Linked DNA regions of Homo sapiens: region 2 is linked to region 1. Evidence: read pairs that join two places in POLR2A ChIA-PET (ENCODE). Cell type or tissue: OCI-LY7. All regions are shown on one strand. Each heading gives the region's core, and the rest is flanking DNA. Links, peaks and the distances in the headings are about the cores only.

What was found. Peaks named below come from ENCODE experiments on the same cell type or tissue, not always from the same donor. Only the 100,000 strongest peaks of a DNase experiment are listed, where the experiment ranks them.
Region 2: POLR2A ChIA-PET joins it to region 1 with 5 read pairs; 1 of 35 experiments calls an interaction of 5 or more read pairs at or near these places.

What each region holds. Positions count from the first base shown.
Region 1 is chr19:9,823,700-9,831,614 of GRCh38, forward strand. UBL5 (ubiquitin like 5) reads left to right here and starts at 4,219. Exons shown (of 5, transcript NM_001048241.3): 1 at 4,219-4,285; 2 at 4,628-4,694; 3 at 4,893-4,976; 4 at 5,138-5,175; 5 at 6,266-6,416. The coding sequence starts at 4,639. The coding sequence ends at 6,309. RefSeq lists enhancers at 3,801-4,525, 3,936-3,985 and a silencer at 4,029-4,335. In OCI-LY7, for the core only: no CTCF peak of the experiment used is centred there; DNase peaks (open chromatin) are centred at 3,482, 4,172 and 4,902; H3K4me3 peaks cover 2,968 bases; H3K27ac peaks cover 2,037 bases.
Region 2 is chr19:8,470,726-8,478,640 of GRCh38, forward strand. HNRNPM (heterogeneous nuclear ribonucleoprotein M) reads left to right here. Exons shown (of 16, transcript NM_005968.5): 10 at 601-702; 11 at 2,939-2,983; 12 at 3,442-3,519. Among named protein-coding and RNA genes, the nearest start is that of PRAM1, 28 kb to the right of the region's middle. RefSeq lists a silencer at 3,027-3,076. In OCI-LY7, for the core only: no CTCF peak of the experiment used is centred there; DNase peaks (open chromatin) are centred at 3,126 and 3,626; H3K4me3 peaks cover 1,508 bases; H3K27ac peaks cover 3,747 bases.

The sequences.
Region 1 (7,915 bases), core at 1,472-6,471:
CTAAACTTCCTTAGGCACCTCAGCCCCCTCAGCTCACTTTTGACCTTCCAATCTGTTTCATCCCGGCTAGAGTCTCCCCAAAAGCAGAGGCAGGGGAATTCCCACAAAGGAATGCCCTAAATCATCCCAAGATGGGGCCAGTGGGGATTTCAAGAAAACACCAATTACCAGAGCAATCAGTCCAAAGCATTTATTAGGGAAACTTACAGAGTGCTCCAACAATCATCAAGACAGGAACGAAAAGGGGTGTTCTACCGAGGCACAGCTGCAGCTAGGGGGTCAGGACATGGAGTTCAGATGCACAAGTCAGCATGTCTGGTTTCCATTACTATTTTGAGTAATGGGCCACCTGCTGGTCTGGCAGGTGTCAGCTTGACCAAAACAGGATTGTGGATTCTTTCCCTGGGATGGGACGTTCCACAACCTTGGTTTTATATTTAGATTTTCTTTTTTTTGTTTGGTTTCTTTTGGAGACGGAGTCTCACTATGTCTCCCAGGCTGGAGTGTAGTGGCGTGACCTCGGCTCACTGCAGCCTCTGCCCCCCTGGGTTCAAGAGAAGAATTCTCCTGCCTCAGCCTCCCAAGTAGCTGAGACTACAGGCGCAGGCCACCACGCCCGGCTAATTTTTTGTATTTTAGTAGAGACGGGGTTTCAGCGTGTTGCCCAGGCTGGTCTCCAACTCCTGAACTCACACAATCCGCCTGCCTTGGCCTCCCAAAGTGCCAGGATTACAGGTGTGAGCCACCACACCTGGCCTATATTTAGATTTTCAAGGCCAGTTTCTGGAATTTTTAAGCAAAGTACACGGGATAAACATTATGAGACCTTAGCACAGAAAAACAGAAGAGAGGTTGGGTGTGGTTGCTTACACTTGTAATCCCAGCACTTTGGGAGGCCGAGGCAGGCGGATCACCTGAGGTCGGGAGATCAAGACCAGCCTGACCAACATGGAGAAACCCCGTCTCTACCAAAAATACAAAATTAGCTAGGCATGGTGGTGCATGCCTGTAATCCTGGGAGTTTCTCTCTTGTTGCCCAGGCTGGAGTGCAATGGCACCATCTCGACTCACCGCAACCTCCGCCTCCCTGGTTCATGCGATTCTCCTGCCTCAGCCTCCCAAGTGGCTGGGATTACAGGCATGCGCCACCATGCCAGGCTAATTTTGTATTTTTACAAAATTAAAGAGATGGGGTTTCTCCATGTTGGTCAGGCAGGTCTTGAACTCCTGGCCTTAGGTGATCTGCCCACTTTGGCCTCCCAAACTGCTGGGATTACAGGTTTGAGCCACTGCACCTGGCCTTGGAGAATTCTTAAACCACTGTAGCAGTATAGTTCAACGATAGTAAAAGGGGGTTTTAGTCTCTGGATCCTGCCATTCAAAAGCAAATAGGCCGGTTGCGGTGCCTCACGCCTGTAATCCCAGCACTTTGGGAGGTCGAGGTGGGCAGATCACTTGAGGTCAGCAGTTCGAGACCAGCCTGGACAACATGGTGAAATCCTGTCTCTACTAAAAATACAAAAATTAGCTGGGCGTGATGGCATGTGCCTGTAATCCCAGCTACTAAGGAGGCTGAGGCAGGAGAATCGCTTGAACACGGGAGGTTGTGGTGAGCTGAGTTTGTTCCACTGCACTCCAGCCTGGGCAACAGAGCGAGACTCTGCCTCAAAAAAAAAAAAAAAAAAAATTGAGATAGCCTCACTCTGTGTTGCCCAGGATGGAGGGATGGAGTGCAGTGGCGCGATCTCAGCTCACTGCAACCTCCGCCTCCCGTGTTCAAGCGATTCTCCTGCCTCAGCCTCCAGGTAGCTGGGATTACAGGTGCCTGCCACCACACCTGGCTAATTTTTTTTTTTTTTTTTTAATAGAGACGGGGTTTCACCATGTTGGCCAGGCTGGTCTCGAACTCCTGACCTTGTGATCTGCCCACCTCAGCCTCCCAAAGCGCTGGGATTACAGGTGTGAGCCACTGTGCCTAGCCTCAAAAAAAATTTTTTTTTAAAGGCCAGATATCTCCACAGGTAGCTTACTTTATGTTATGGAAAGTGCCAATTTACTGAGCACCAAATGAATACATAATGGAGTATTCTTCATGTAGATTAAATAATGTGACCATACTCTCCCTCTTTCCCCTCCAGCCCACTTTTCCCTTTAAATAATGAAGCCCTCAAAATCATATTTGGAAAAAAGCACGGATCACAGATTGTTCCTGGGGTTTTGTGTTCCTTTTCTCCCAGGCTTGTCCTTAACCTTGTCTACATAAACCTGTCAATTTATTGAGACCTGTCTCAGATACTTTTTGGTTTACAAATTGTTTGACTGAATTGAGGAAGGACGGTCCTTGTCCCACCAGCCCTCACAAACCTGGAATCTGGTACAAAGTGCTCCCCAAAGATACAGCTGCAGGAGATTGTGCAAATGTGCAATGTTTCCAGTTACCTCGCAGGCATTTAAGGTTGGTGACTGGCAGTGAGAAAGGAGAATAGGGAAAATGAGGCAGAAGAATAGCAAAGGGAATTAAAAGTTGGATAAAGGGTAAAATACGTAAAAGCAGAGAGCAGAAGCAAGGTGAAAGGGCACCCGCCCCTTCTTGCTCACCCAGCAAGAAGCAAGATAAATGGCAGAAGCTGAGGAGACAAAACAAAAGGAAGATTAAAAACTGAGTAAAGGCCGGGCACAGTGGCTCACACCCAACACTTTGGGAGGCTGAGGCAGGCGGATCACGAGGTCAGGAGATCGAGACCATCCTGGCTAACACAGTGAAACCCCGTCTCTACTAAAAATACAAAAAAATTAGCCGAGGGTGGTGGGGGGCGCCTGTAGTCCCTGTTACTCGGGAGGCGGCTGAGGCAGGACAACGGCGTGAACCCGGGAGGCGGAGCTTGCCGTGAGCCCAGATCACGCCACTGCACTCCAGCCTGGGCGACAGAGCGAGACTCCATAAATAAATAAATAAATAAATAAATAAAATTAAAAAAAAAACAGTAAAAATCCCACGGCCGGGGAAATCAGGACCAAACCAGTAAGGAGCAGCTCTTTAGGCATAAGCACGCGCATTAAAGACAAAAAGTATCCTTAACATGATAAGGATAACCAGCTCATTAGCGCTCATGCATATGGACGGCATATCATGAATGGAGGCGGCTCTCAAGCACACAGGGGCCAAAGTAAGCAACACACCTATCATTCAAAAAGGTAGACACTGGCTAGATATTAGGCAGCCTTGGGAAGAGAAAAAAAGCCTGGCCAATAAGGTGAAACCCCATCTCTACTAAAAGTACAAAAATTAGCCGGGCGTGGTGGCGGGCGCCTGTAATCCCAGCTACTTACTCGGGAGGCTGAGGCAGGAGAATCGCTTGAACCCGGAAGGCGGAGGTTGCGGTGAGCCGGCACCGCGCCATTGCACTCCAGCCTGTGCAACAGAGCGAGACTACGTCTCAGAAAAAAAAAAAAAAAAAGACCCAAACTATACCAAGCTGGGGCTGATCTTATCTCGCAGAGGTCAGTCCGCTCTCCCCACTCCGAGAGTGGAATACTGTGCTTAATAAACTTGCAGCTTTGCCATCTCTGTGTGTCTGGTCCAAATCTTTCTTCAGGACACCAAGAGCCTGGAACTGTCCGGCACCATGCGGTAACAGCAGCTGTTGGGCAGCGTAGAGTCTACTCTAGGATCAAGCTTCGCCTACTGACTGGAGTCCGTATCCCGGGGGAACGCGATGGCCAGAGGGAAGAGGTGAGCCAAATGCTCACCAAGCCCAGCCCTGAATGAACCCAGGGGGTCAGAAGGGATGACTGCAGAACTCGTCCCCCACCCCCACCCTCCGCCCTTGCTCCTAGTTGCCGCTGCAAGAGGCTTCGGGCTCAGGATCAGGAGCTTACCCCTACTCCCGGGACCCTCTGGCGTCCCCACCATGTGACCGAGTCTCCCTGCAACAAACAATGACTTCAAACGAGCTGGGCGCCGGCGCCTGACCTCTGACTCTCGCTCCACGCCCCTTCCCTGGCCACAAACCCGCCGAGGCCCCCCTCTCTACCCGGCGCGCCTACCACAGGCGCGACACCTGTCAAGCCTTGGGACACCGAAACCGTACCTGGGAACAGCAAACACACCACAGACTGCAGACCCGGAAGAACTTGTCCCAGTGTTGACCACACCCCCTGGCTAGGGGCAGGGCTTCCGGCCTCGAACTTTAACTTCCGCTTCCGGTTCCTAGCGTTAACTGCGACCGGGGTTCAGCGCTCGGGTGAGGAGCTGGTGGCGTCGGCAGGTTCGAGGCGATTCGAGGTGAGGGGGTCAAGCGGAGAGGCTCGGAGTCGGAGAAAGCTGTCGCGACCCAGCCACCCAGGGTCTGGGGTCGGTGGGAGGTGAGGCCAGGGAGTTTTGTGGCAGGGCTTTCAGGCGGCGAGAAGGGGCGGAGGCGCGGCTCCCCGGGGTTCGCGGCCCTGGGACAGGGGACTTGGGGCCTGGGAGTATTCGAGTCCGGGGGGTTGGGGGCAGAACGGAAGGCTCAGTAACCTGGAATTTTAGGGCCTGGGACTGGGAGACTTGTAGGCTGGGGCTTCTGGGCCTGGGAGACGCCTGAAGCTCTGACTTTGCTGCCTCCCACCCACCCCCCGCTTTGTGTAGCTCCAGCTAGGATGATCGAGGTTGTTTGCAACGACCGTCTGGGGAAGAAGGTCCGCGTTAAATGCAAGTATCCACTGGCAGCCGAGAGGCAGTGGTACCCGCAGGGGTGCTTGGCGTGAGGCAGGCAACTCAATCTGTGTTGTCGGATGGTTTTAGTTAAACCCGGGAGAGGGGGCGGATGGGGTCCTGGCAGATGGTATTCTGCCCTAGAATGTCCTCTTCCTCGTTCTACCGCTTCCATTTGCCTTAACTGCTCTGCGCCCAGCACGGATGATACCATCGGGGACCTTAAGAAGCTGATTGCAGCCCAAACTGGTACCCGTTGGAACAAGATTGTCCTGAAGAAGTGGTGAGTGCAGCGGTAGAGCCACTGGGTGGACTGGACTAGGCCGGAAGGTTTTGGTTGGGGGAGCGCTGCAGGCAGCCCTTTGCTTAGGCTTGGCTACCTCATTTGGCCTACAGACTGAAGAGCCTCCTTAGCCTTATCTCTGAAATGTCTCTTTTTCTTAGGTACACGATTTTTAAGGACCACGTGTCTCTGGGGGACTGTATCCTTTGTGTGACTTTTTGAGGAAGCATCTACATACCCAGCCTCGGTTATCTGTTCAAAACTAAAGTCTGCATGAGCTTATGCATATTAAGTGTTTAACTTAATACGTGGCACATGGTGAGCACTTAGAAAATGGGAGCTAGGTAATTATTTGGTTGGGGAGGAGAGTGGTTGGTGAAATAGTTTGACTTCAAGTTCAAAATATTTATTACTGACCTCCACCTGAGTGCTGGACAGTAGGTCAGGGTGGGGTGAGACTCAGGCATATCTATTGTGCAAAAGGAGCAGAAACTTTTTACAATTTTTATTTTATTTATTTATTTTTTTGAGACAGTCTGGCTCTGTCGCCCAGGCTGGAGTGCAGTGGCACGATCTTGACCCACTGCAACCTCCACCTCCCGGGTTCAAGCAATTCTGCCTCAGCTTCCCAAGTAGCTGGGATTACAGGTGTGTGCCACCACTCCCTGCTAGTTTTTGTATTTTTAGTAGAGATGAGGTTCCACCATGTATGCCAGGCTAGTCTCAAACTCCTGGCCTCAAGTGATCCTCCCGCCTCGGCCTCCCAAAGTGCTGGGATTATAGCCGTGAGCCACTGTGCCTGGCCTAGAAGGAACAGAAACTTTTTTTTTTTTTTTTGAGATGGAGTTTTGCTCTTGTTGCCCAGGCTGGAGTGCAGTGGTACAATCTTGGCTCACTGCAGCCTCTACCTCCCAGGTTTAAGCGATTTTCCTGTCTCAGCCTTCCAAGTAGCTGGGATTACAGGTGCCCACCACCACACCCAGCTAACTTTTTGTATTTTTAGTAGAGACAGGGTTTCATCGTGTTGGCCAGGCTGGTCTCAAACTCCTGACGTCAAGTGAGCCACCTGCTTCGTCCTCTCAAAGTGCTGGGATTACAGGTGTGAGCCACTGCACCCAGCCAGAAATTCTTTTGTAAAGTTTTGGTTCTCTCCAAATAAAAATGGCCTGGTCCAAAATGGGCTTCCTTAGCCCTGGGCTGAGACCTCAGGCCACCTGACCCGGCTGTGAATGGATGAGAGGGGTGGGGACGGAAGTCAGAGTCAGGATTCCTTAACACCTTTCCTTCAGATGAAATCCACGATGGGATGAACCTGGAGCTTTATTATCAATAGATGAGAATCCTCATCTTCCTGCCCCGCTTTCCTCTCCCATCCTCATCCCCCACACTGGGATAGATGCTTGTTTGTAAAAACTCACCTTAATAAAGACTTAGATGTTGCTTTGTTGTTGTCTCTGTATGACAGCTGTCTAGTGATGGGTGGATCAGTCGCTGTTTGGTCATCACTGCACCATCAGCATGCAGCTGCTAAAATAAGAGCTCTGATCAACTGGATCCATGAGGGCAGAGTAGACCAGCAGGCTGGGAGTCTGTGTGGGAGCCCAGAGAGAGCTCTGGGGTTTGCTGTGGGTGTCTGAAGGTCAAGAGACTCTGGGATTATTGTCACCCTAATAAACCAAAGAACCTCCGGCTAATGACAGTAGATGTAATTGTTAGGAATTCAGATTCTGAAATCACACAGACCATGTGTGGAATGTCAGCTCTGCCACCAAGCAGCTGAGTGACACTAGGCAAAATTTTTTAACCTCTGTAAGCCTTTACTTCCTTATCCACTGGAAATAATTGCGTTTACTTCATGTCTGCTTTCAATCGGCATATTGTGAGGAGGTATAAATGAGTTTAAAGCATGTTTAAACATCCACAGTTCCTGGCATTTTTTTTTTTTCTTTTTTTGAGACAGGATCTTGCTCTGTCACCCAGGCTGGAATGCAGTGGTATGTTCATAGCCCACTGCAGCCCTGAACTGGACTCAACACAGTCCTCCTGCATCAGCCTCCCAAGTAGCTGGGCAGTGTGTACCACCACGCCAGCTAATTTTAAAATTATTATTATTATTTATTTTATTTGAGACAGAGTCTCGCTCTGTCACCCAGGCTGGAGTGCAGTGGCACGATCTCAGCTCACTGCAACCTCTGCCTCCTGGGTTCAAGCAATTCTCCTGCCTCACCTGAGGCAGGAGACTGGGACTACAGGCGTGCCCCATGACACCAGTTAATTTTTGTATTTTTAGTAGAGATGGGGTTTCACCATGTTGGCCAGGCTGGTCTCAAACTGCTGACCTCAAGTGGTCCACCCTCCTCGGCCTCCCAAAGTGCTGGGATTACAGGCGTGAGCCACCGCGTCTGGCATTTTGAAATTTTTTGTACAGACAGGGTCTCCCCTATGTTGCCCAAAATAGTCTTGAACTCCTGACCTCAGGTGATCCTCCAGCCTTGGCCTCCCAAAGTACTGAGATTATAGGCACAAGCCATCATGCCTGGCCCTAGCACTTCTTTTCAAGACAAAACGTGATAGTAGACAGTGAGGCAGTGTGGCACTATAAGTGTGGCTACATGATCCCAGCCTCAAGAGTCAGACCGACTAGATTTGAATTTTGATTGATCCTTAGCAGTGGGATTTCAGCCTCTGCGACCCTCAGTTTCATCCTCTAAAAATGAGCACTACAGTGGCACCCACATCTCAATGAGACCACGCAATTAGAATAGCAGGATGCCTGGCACATAATGTTATTTGCTGTATTCTTCCTCTAGGTGTGAGTAGACAGGAGACCAACTGTCCCTCTGTTCCCCTGGCCACAGTTCTTTGTGTCAACCTTGCTCCTGTCCTGTTTTATTTTTTAAATTAAAAAAATTTTTTTTTTGAGATGGAGTTTCACACTT
Region 2 (7,915 bases), core at 1,273-6,272, 1.4 Mb before region 1:
GACCAGCCTGTATTTCTGTGTCCCTGTCTGTGTTGGTAGGGCATGGAGTTGAGTGTGGGCTGGGTATCCAGTTGTGGGTTGGGAAGCTTTGGGGGAAGGAAGATAGGTTCTTTGAATACATACATTAGCTTCATTGTTACTAAAACCACCCAGATTCAGAGAGTAGTGGACACCCAGGATGTTGATTGGCTGGTTTGTAACGTGTTTTTTCATGAGAAACATCCTTTGGGCTACTAGGGATTGGGCACATTTGTGCTGCTTGCCACCTGATGTCTTGAGTCACCTTTTTTGATCAGACAGTTCTCAGTCCATGGGTTAGTGAAACAAATAGGCTCTCAAGAATCTTAGTGTGGGGGTTGTTAACTTTCCCGTGTTGGTTTTCAGCCGCCTTTGTTGTATACACACATATCCCAAACGCCGGAACAAGGCTCTGTTTCCAAGTGTGCCGATGTTGAATTTTGCATTGGGCCCTGAGGTCACTGGTGGGTGGGGGTGGGTAGGCTGAAGTGGATAGCTGCAACTCACTAAACACTCTTTTCCTTTGAGGGTCAAGGTTTGCTAAATAGGGGAAAACTAAGCTTCTTTCTCTTTTCTTTCCAGATGGCCTTGGTGGTATTGGCATGGGGTTAGGACCAGGAGGGCAACCCATTGATGCCAATCACCTGAATAAAGGCATCGGAATGGGAAACATAGGTCCCGCAGGTGAGAATGACAGTGCACCTTGCTTGGTGGTTTGGGGAAGTGAAAATTATTAATTATTGGGACAACTGGACTTTGAGTAGTTTAAATGGAATAAATATTTAACTGGGACAAAATTCCCTCCTTATTCATCTCTGCCTCATTTTGAATAAAGGCAGTATTTTGTATTTTTATCAAGTTGAGTCATTTTTTAAAAAGTCATTATGCTTTTTCATTGTAACCTGACAACAACCTTCTAAGCTGAAATAGTTGTGCCATTTGATAAGAGGAGGCAAGCCAGAGAGTTGATCTTGCTCAAGGTCACACTGTCAGTTACTGACAGGCTGCAGGTCTCCTGACCACGGGACCATAGCACTGCCGCAGTGCCCTGAAAAGTGTCTTACCAAGACCCCTTTGGGCCCTCCTGGTGTTTGCACAGCTGCTGCTAGAGAGCTAGGGGCATTGATAGATGCAAAAAAGGTGGAGAGGCCAGGCACGGTGGCTCACGCCTGTAATCCCAGCACTTTGGGAGGCCGAGGTGGGCGGATCACAAGGTCAGGAGTTTGAGACCATCCTGGCCAACATGGTGAAACCCCATCTCTACTAAAAATAAAACAATTAGCCGGGCGTGGTGGCGCACGCCTGTAATCCCAGTTACTCAAGAGGCTGAGGCAGGAGAATTGCTTGAACCCGGGAGGCGGAGGTTGCAGTGAGCTGAGATCACATGACTGCACTTCAGCCTGGCAACAGAGCGAGAGTCCGTCTCCAGAAAAAAAAAAAAAAAAAAAACCTGCATGAAAGCTTTGATGTGTAGAATAAACTCAGGCTTTGCTGTTTAGCATTTTCATTGCTGTGTAATGATGTATTTTGATTCTATTAAGGAATATGTCATTTTTATGACCTTAGACTTTGGTCTTTGTTGGAATCCTTTGAAATTGGAATATGGAAGCCCCTCTATCCCACCATTGTCAGTGTTGCATATCCCTAGACTCTCTTCCAGAGTCACCCTGGGGCTGACTTAAATTCTGGGCCACAACTTCAAATGGCTGTTAACGTTTCCCCCGACCCAAAACACACACACCCCATGTCTGACATCTAAACAGAAAGACTGGGGGTTGGGGAGGAAGTCTTGGTGTTTTTAGGAACTGGTTTTTATTTTGAAGATTTTACCTTTAACAGGGATTGATTTATTGAGACGGAATTTTGCTCTTGTTGCCCAGGCTGGAGTGCAGTGGCTCAATCTCAGCTTACCGCACTCAATCTCTGCCTCCTGGGTTCAAGTGATTCTCCTGCCTCAGCCTCCCAAGTAGCTGGGATTACAGGCATGTGCCACCACACCCAGCTAATTTTTTGTATTTAGTAGAGACAGGGTTTCACCATGTTGGTCAGGCCGGGCTGGAACTCCTGACCTCAGGTGATCCACCCGCCTCGGCTTCCTGAAGTGCTGGGATTACAGGCGTGAGTCACCACGCCCACCCTTAACAGGGATTCTTAAAAAAAATCTACTTCTGTTCCCTAAAATTTTCTAAAAAGTTTATGTTCCATAGAATGTGTCTTATAATTCTATTTCATGTTTAATACTGCCTAACTTGAGGCCTGGTGTGGTGGCTTATGCCTGTAATCCCAGCAATTTGGAGGCCGAGGGTTTGAGACTAGTCTAGGCGACATAGACTCCATCTCTACAAAATATAAAAAAAATCAGCCAGGTGTGGTGGCGTAGTCCCAGCTACTTGGGAGGCTGAGGCAAGAGGATCACTTGAGCCTGGGATGTTGAGGCTGTAGGGAGCTGTGACCATGCCACTGCATTCCAGCCCCAGTGACAGAAGGAGACCCTGTCTCAAAAACAAAAAAAACACAAAAACCCTGCCCGACTGGGTCATTAAAGTATGTAGATCCCTCAGAAAAAGATTAGCCAGGCGTGGTAGCAGGCGCCTGTAATCTCAGCTAGTCGGGAGGCTGAGGCAGGAGAATTGCTTGAACCCGGGAGGTGGAGGTTGCAGTGAGCCAAGATTGTGCCATTGCATTCCAGCCTGGGTGACAGAGCAATACTGTGTTTAAAAAAAAAAAAAATAGCTATATGATATTTGACAGTTGAAATGGTAAGGGCTTTTTTTCTTGCTGATTAAAATATATAAAATATACTTGTCATCAGGGATTTTCTTTTGAGTTCTTTTGCTGGTTTGGAATTATGCTTTTTAAGTTCAAACGTTATTTACTGCTTTGACATAATTTTAGTTTGCATTGACTTTTTCTTTTTAAGGAATGGGAATGGAAGGCATAGGATTTGGAATAAATAAAATGGGAGGTAAGAAATTTAAAATGAAGTACAAGCATAATCACTTTTAGGCATAGTTTTCTCTCTTTCCTCTTTTCTTTCTTGTTTAAACCCTGCATGAAATTCTCTTTGGTTTCAGTTTGAGTCTAGAAATGACTTCCTCCTGCCTGTCCATCCTTCCAGCGGGTGTCTTGGCTTTTGGTTCTGGCTGTCTCACTAACTAGCTCTGTGACCTTGGGCAGACCACTCCATCTCTATGCCTCTTTTTGCTTGTCTATTCATTGAGGGGGTTGGATCAGACCAGCTTTTTGAAGATGGGTGATTTTTAAACAAGGGTGCTAGCATTTTTTTTGTTTTTCAAAAGCCTTTAAACTTGGTAAGTTCTTGGCAGAAGATACCCCAGTTGAAACATGTGATAGAATTTTTCTTTCCCTGCTTAGTCTAAGCAGTCTTGTTGGATGATGCTGAAATGTGAACCTCTCTTGCAGGAATGGAGGGGCCCTTTGGTGGTGGTATGGAAAACATGGGTCGATTTGGATCTGGGATGAACATGGGCAGGATAAATGGTAAGCATCGTGTTTTCTTCCTGCTTTCACTCACCCTTTGCCGGCTGTTGCCTCTCAGGTGACTTTTAGGCTGCAGACCCACTGAATAAGTGGTTTCTCACTTCTGCTTTTCAACCGAATCAAATGTCTTTTGAATTGCCTTAAATATTTCAAAAACTAGACATAATAGTAGACTTACTTCACTTGGTCGCTAGTCTTTTGAGATGTCCTGTGTTCCCAAGCTCTGCAGTAATTTTCGAGTACAGTGTTAAAAAGCATGTACACGTTCGTGGTTATGGTCTCCGAGTATGAGGGATTCTTTAAAGTTTGTAATCAAGTTTGTCTCTGGGAGTGCTGCAAAGGGTTGTTCTTGGTCATCTGCCCCAGCTACAAGTTGTCTATAGAGGCGTTAATAAAAATCACAGGCTCTTTTAATTTAGCATTTACATAATGCAAATTCTGGTTTAGTATAATTCAAATCCTCCACCAACTTTTTTTTTTTTTTTTTTGAGACAGGGTCTCACTCTGTCACCTAGGCTGGAGTGCAATGGTGCGATCTTGGCTCACTGCAACCTCCGCCTCCCAGGTTCAAGTGATTCTCCTGCCCCAGCCTCCTGAGTAGCTGGTATTACAGGTGTGTGCCACCATGCCTGGATAATTTTTATATGTTTAGTAGAGTCGGAGTTTCACCATGTTGGCCAGGCTGGCCTCGAACTCCTGACTTCATGTGATCCGCCCGCCTCAGCCTCCCAAAGTGCTGGGATTACAGGCGTGAGCCACCGTGCTCGGCACCTGCCCCCAACTTTTTAGCAGAAATATAATAATATAATAACAATGTAGTATTTCATTTAGTCCTTGTGAGAACCACATGATATGTACATACTGCTATCCTTGTTTCATCTGAAACTGAGGCACAGAGAGTGACATGCCTAGGTCAAGTGACTGGTAAACAGTGGTGCCTGCATGTGAACCCAGGCTGTCTGGCTCCAGAGCCTGGCACTTCATCATGTGGGAATCCTGCCTTTTAGAAGTGCCTCCAGCACAGCACTTGGCCCAGGGCACCAGCAGGGCTGTAGAGTGTGCATGAGAAATTGTAAATTTTCCTTTTTGAAATCCTTTATGTGTTGGTGACTCTTTGACCTTCCCCTTCACTGCAGGAAAGCTGCTGCTTTTTTACACAGAAACTTTCTTGGACTGAGAAGTCATTAGGGATTTAGGTATAAACCTTCCTTTGCGGGTCTGCCATAACAAAGGATGTGAAAATGGTACAAGGACAGACATCATTGTCAGGCTTGAAAGGCGGCTGTCCCTGATGATCAGGCCCTTCTTCCGGTGCACAGGGAGCAGTGGGGCATGATGTGTGTTGCCCTCTTCATGGGTGCCTTGTTCTAGAAGCTGGTAAAAGGATGTAGGAAAGTTGTCACCATTAGTAATAAAGCAACAGAGGTCTGCGTTTCCAGTGTACATTCAAGCTTGCCTGTAACTTGTGTGTGCATGGGATTTTAATTTTTAAAAAAAGTTTCAGAAATCTGGCTTGGTAAAATGTTACTCAGAGCAGATTAGTCTGGGTGTGCTGGCTCACGCCTGTAATCCCAACACTTTGGGAGGCTGGGGTAAGAGGATTGCTTGAGCTCAGGAGTTCAAGATCAGCCTAGGCAACACTGCGAAACCCCATCTCTCTCTTTTTTTTTTTTTTTTTTTTTTTTAAGAACAGATTAGTCATTAGGGAATTTGAGTTGTTGCTGTGAGGAGTAGAGTGATGCAGTTTAGAAGTAGATGGAAATCAGGATGGGTTGGCCTGGGAGCTGTGCTGAGCCGTGTGACACAGTCGATGGTGAACTGGCAGGTGTAATCTCGCAGTCAGGATTCAGAGCCTGGGGTACGCGGTGGCAAAGGATTCCAAGTGCTGATTCTCTGGAGAACCACAAATGGAGTGTGTTTTCCTAGACTGTTCTTAGATGTTCTGAGATACGGCACTCGGAGTGCTCCCCACACCCTCTACAGCTGAGAACAGGGACTCCTTCCCACTTGACCAGCATTCTTTGGTTTGGGTGGGATGAGCTCTAGAGCCCTTGGGCACTGCAAGGAAACTGTACATCACACTGGAGGAAGAATTGAAGCAGACGTTTGGGTTTAATGAAATGTTAATTCATGACTAGAGTGTAGCCATTATGGTCATGGGTGCTCCCATCAGACTGCTGGTCATGCAGGTTCCCAGGACCCACACTCAGCATGAGTCAAATCTTGATAGAGTGGCTATAAAAATGTAAATCAAAAGATTGTTAAATGTCGGCCAGGCGCGGTGGCTCACACCTGTAATCCCAGCGCATTGAGATTAATGTTAAAAAAAAAAAAAGAGAGATTGTTAAATGTCAAAAACTGACTGTAGTGAGGCAGTGTTTGACAGTGAAAATGCTACCCTTTGTGGGTGTAAATTGGAGTTCACGGTGCTCCCTGAGCTCTGGGGCCCTGTTGACAGCCAGTAAGATGAGTTATGAGGTCCTTGCCAACATGCTGATGCCAGCCTGTGGCATGCTTGTCTGGAGTGGGGTGCTGCCTTCTTGCAGACAGGTGGCAGGATGGAAGGAGAGCAGCAGAACTCCATGAGGATGCCGCTGCGGGGCTGCAGGGTTCTGTCCCTGCCGCCGTCCCCCCCACCCTCCCACCACCACCGACTCCTGGGCTCTGCTATCCAGCAGATAGCACCCATGAGGAGCATGCTGACCCATGAGGTCACTTGGGTTAATTCAAACTAGGAATGTTAAGCCCACCATTGGCAGCCAGTCCTTGTTAATTCATAATGTGCTGCTGCTGCCACATCTCTAATGGAATTGCTTATTTTATTGAAAGATAGGGACTCTGGCTGTATAATGCAAGGTGTTCATTACATCGCACCTATCTTACCTGACATTTCTAAGGAGTGAGATGATTAATAACTAGATTCTTCAAGGCCCTCTCAGCATGGGAGGGAGAGATTCTTCAAGGACCTCGCAGCATGAAAAGTGTGATCCCCATTTCAGCCTGCGTGAGATGGATGCACAAGGAAAGAAGTGGCCAGCAGTAGGAATCACGAAAGGCTTATCAAGCAAGTGACCACTGTGGTGGGCCTTTCCCGGCAGAAGCTAGGACCTTTGTTTTAAAAGACATTGTAAGGCTGGGTGTAGTGGCTCACACCTGTTATCCCAACACTTTGGGAGGCTGAGGCAGGAGGATCACTTGAGCTCAGGAGTTCAAGACCAGCCAGGGCAACATAGTGAGACCTCCTCTCTACAAAAAATAAAATTAGCCGGGCATGATGCCGTACACCTGTGCTAGCTGCCTGGGAAACTCAGGTGGGAGGATGACTTGAGCCCAGGAGGTCGAGGCTGCAGTGAAGCATGATCACGCCACTGCATTCCAGCTTGGGAGCTTGGGTTGACAGAGTGAAACCCTGTCTCAAAAAAAAAAAAAAAAAAAAAAAAAAAAAAAAAGAACCTTACAAAATATGAGAAAGTTGTGACCCAAACCCCGTTATGTAGATGCAGCCACTGCAGTTGTCAGCAGAGAGGTCTTTCTGTGCAGACATACGTCTCGCCATGCACACGCATTTCTGTGTTAGGGCACAGGCTTCTGTATTAGAGGATGGGCTTCTGCACTGGATTTGAGTCCCAGCCTTTGCCTCACCTCTCACCAGCATGTGACCTTGGTCAAGTTACTAAATTGTGTGAGCCTCAATTTCTTTTTAAAGTGGTAGTGGTGGTGGAGGGTAACAGGCGTGCGTGGCATGGTTGTGAAGAGTTGATGGAATTATACACAAAGCCTTTGGGGTAGGGCATGTGTTGAGTGCCTAGTAGGTGTTACCTTCTGCAGCCTACGTTTGATTTAGCTGCACTGCAGGGGACCTCTTGGTTACTGTGGTAGCGAATGCTTGGTGTACCCAGTATTGTGGTTTGTGTGGCTGTAATGGAAGTTGTTCATTGGTCCTTGATGGACTTATGTTAGGTAGGTTGTTCAGGGATTCAGTTGCAGTGACTTTGTTTTTTAGGGAATGAAGAATGAATAATGGTTTCCTGCAGAAGAGTTAAACATGCTGACTTGGTGGTGGCTGTCGTGTGTATACATTTTGTTTTGTTTTTGATGTCTCAGACACAGTGGTATTCCTGGAAAGGCCTAGGGTGATTTTTCCACAGAGATGGAGCGTGGCATGGGTGGAGGACTTGAAAGAGACTTTGCCAGGAAGGAGATGGGGATATCTCGAAGCTTTGGAGAGCCTCTTGGCAGAGGAATGAGTAAGAAGGCCCAGTGGGCCTCAGTGGCTGGGGTCCGCCCTCTGGGGTGCAGGCTGCCAGGGTTTACCTGATGTCCCTGCTCTCTTAGAGTCAGCTGGTTTTTTTTAAGCTTTTAAAAAAGATGTTGTTTTAGACCTAGGTAAAAAATT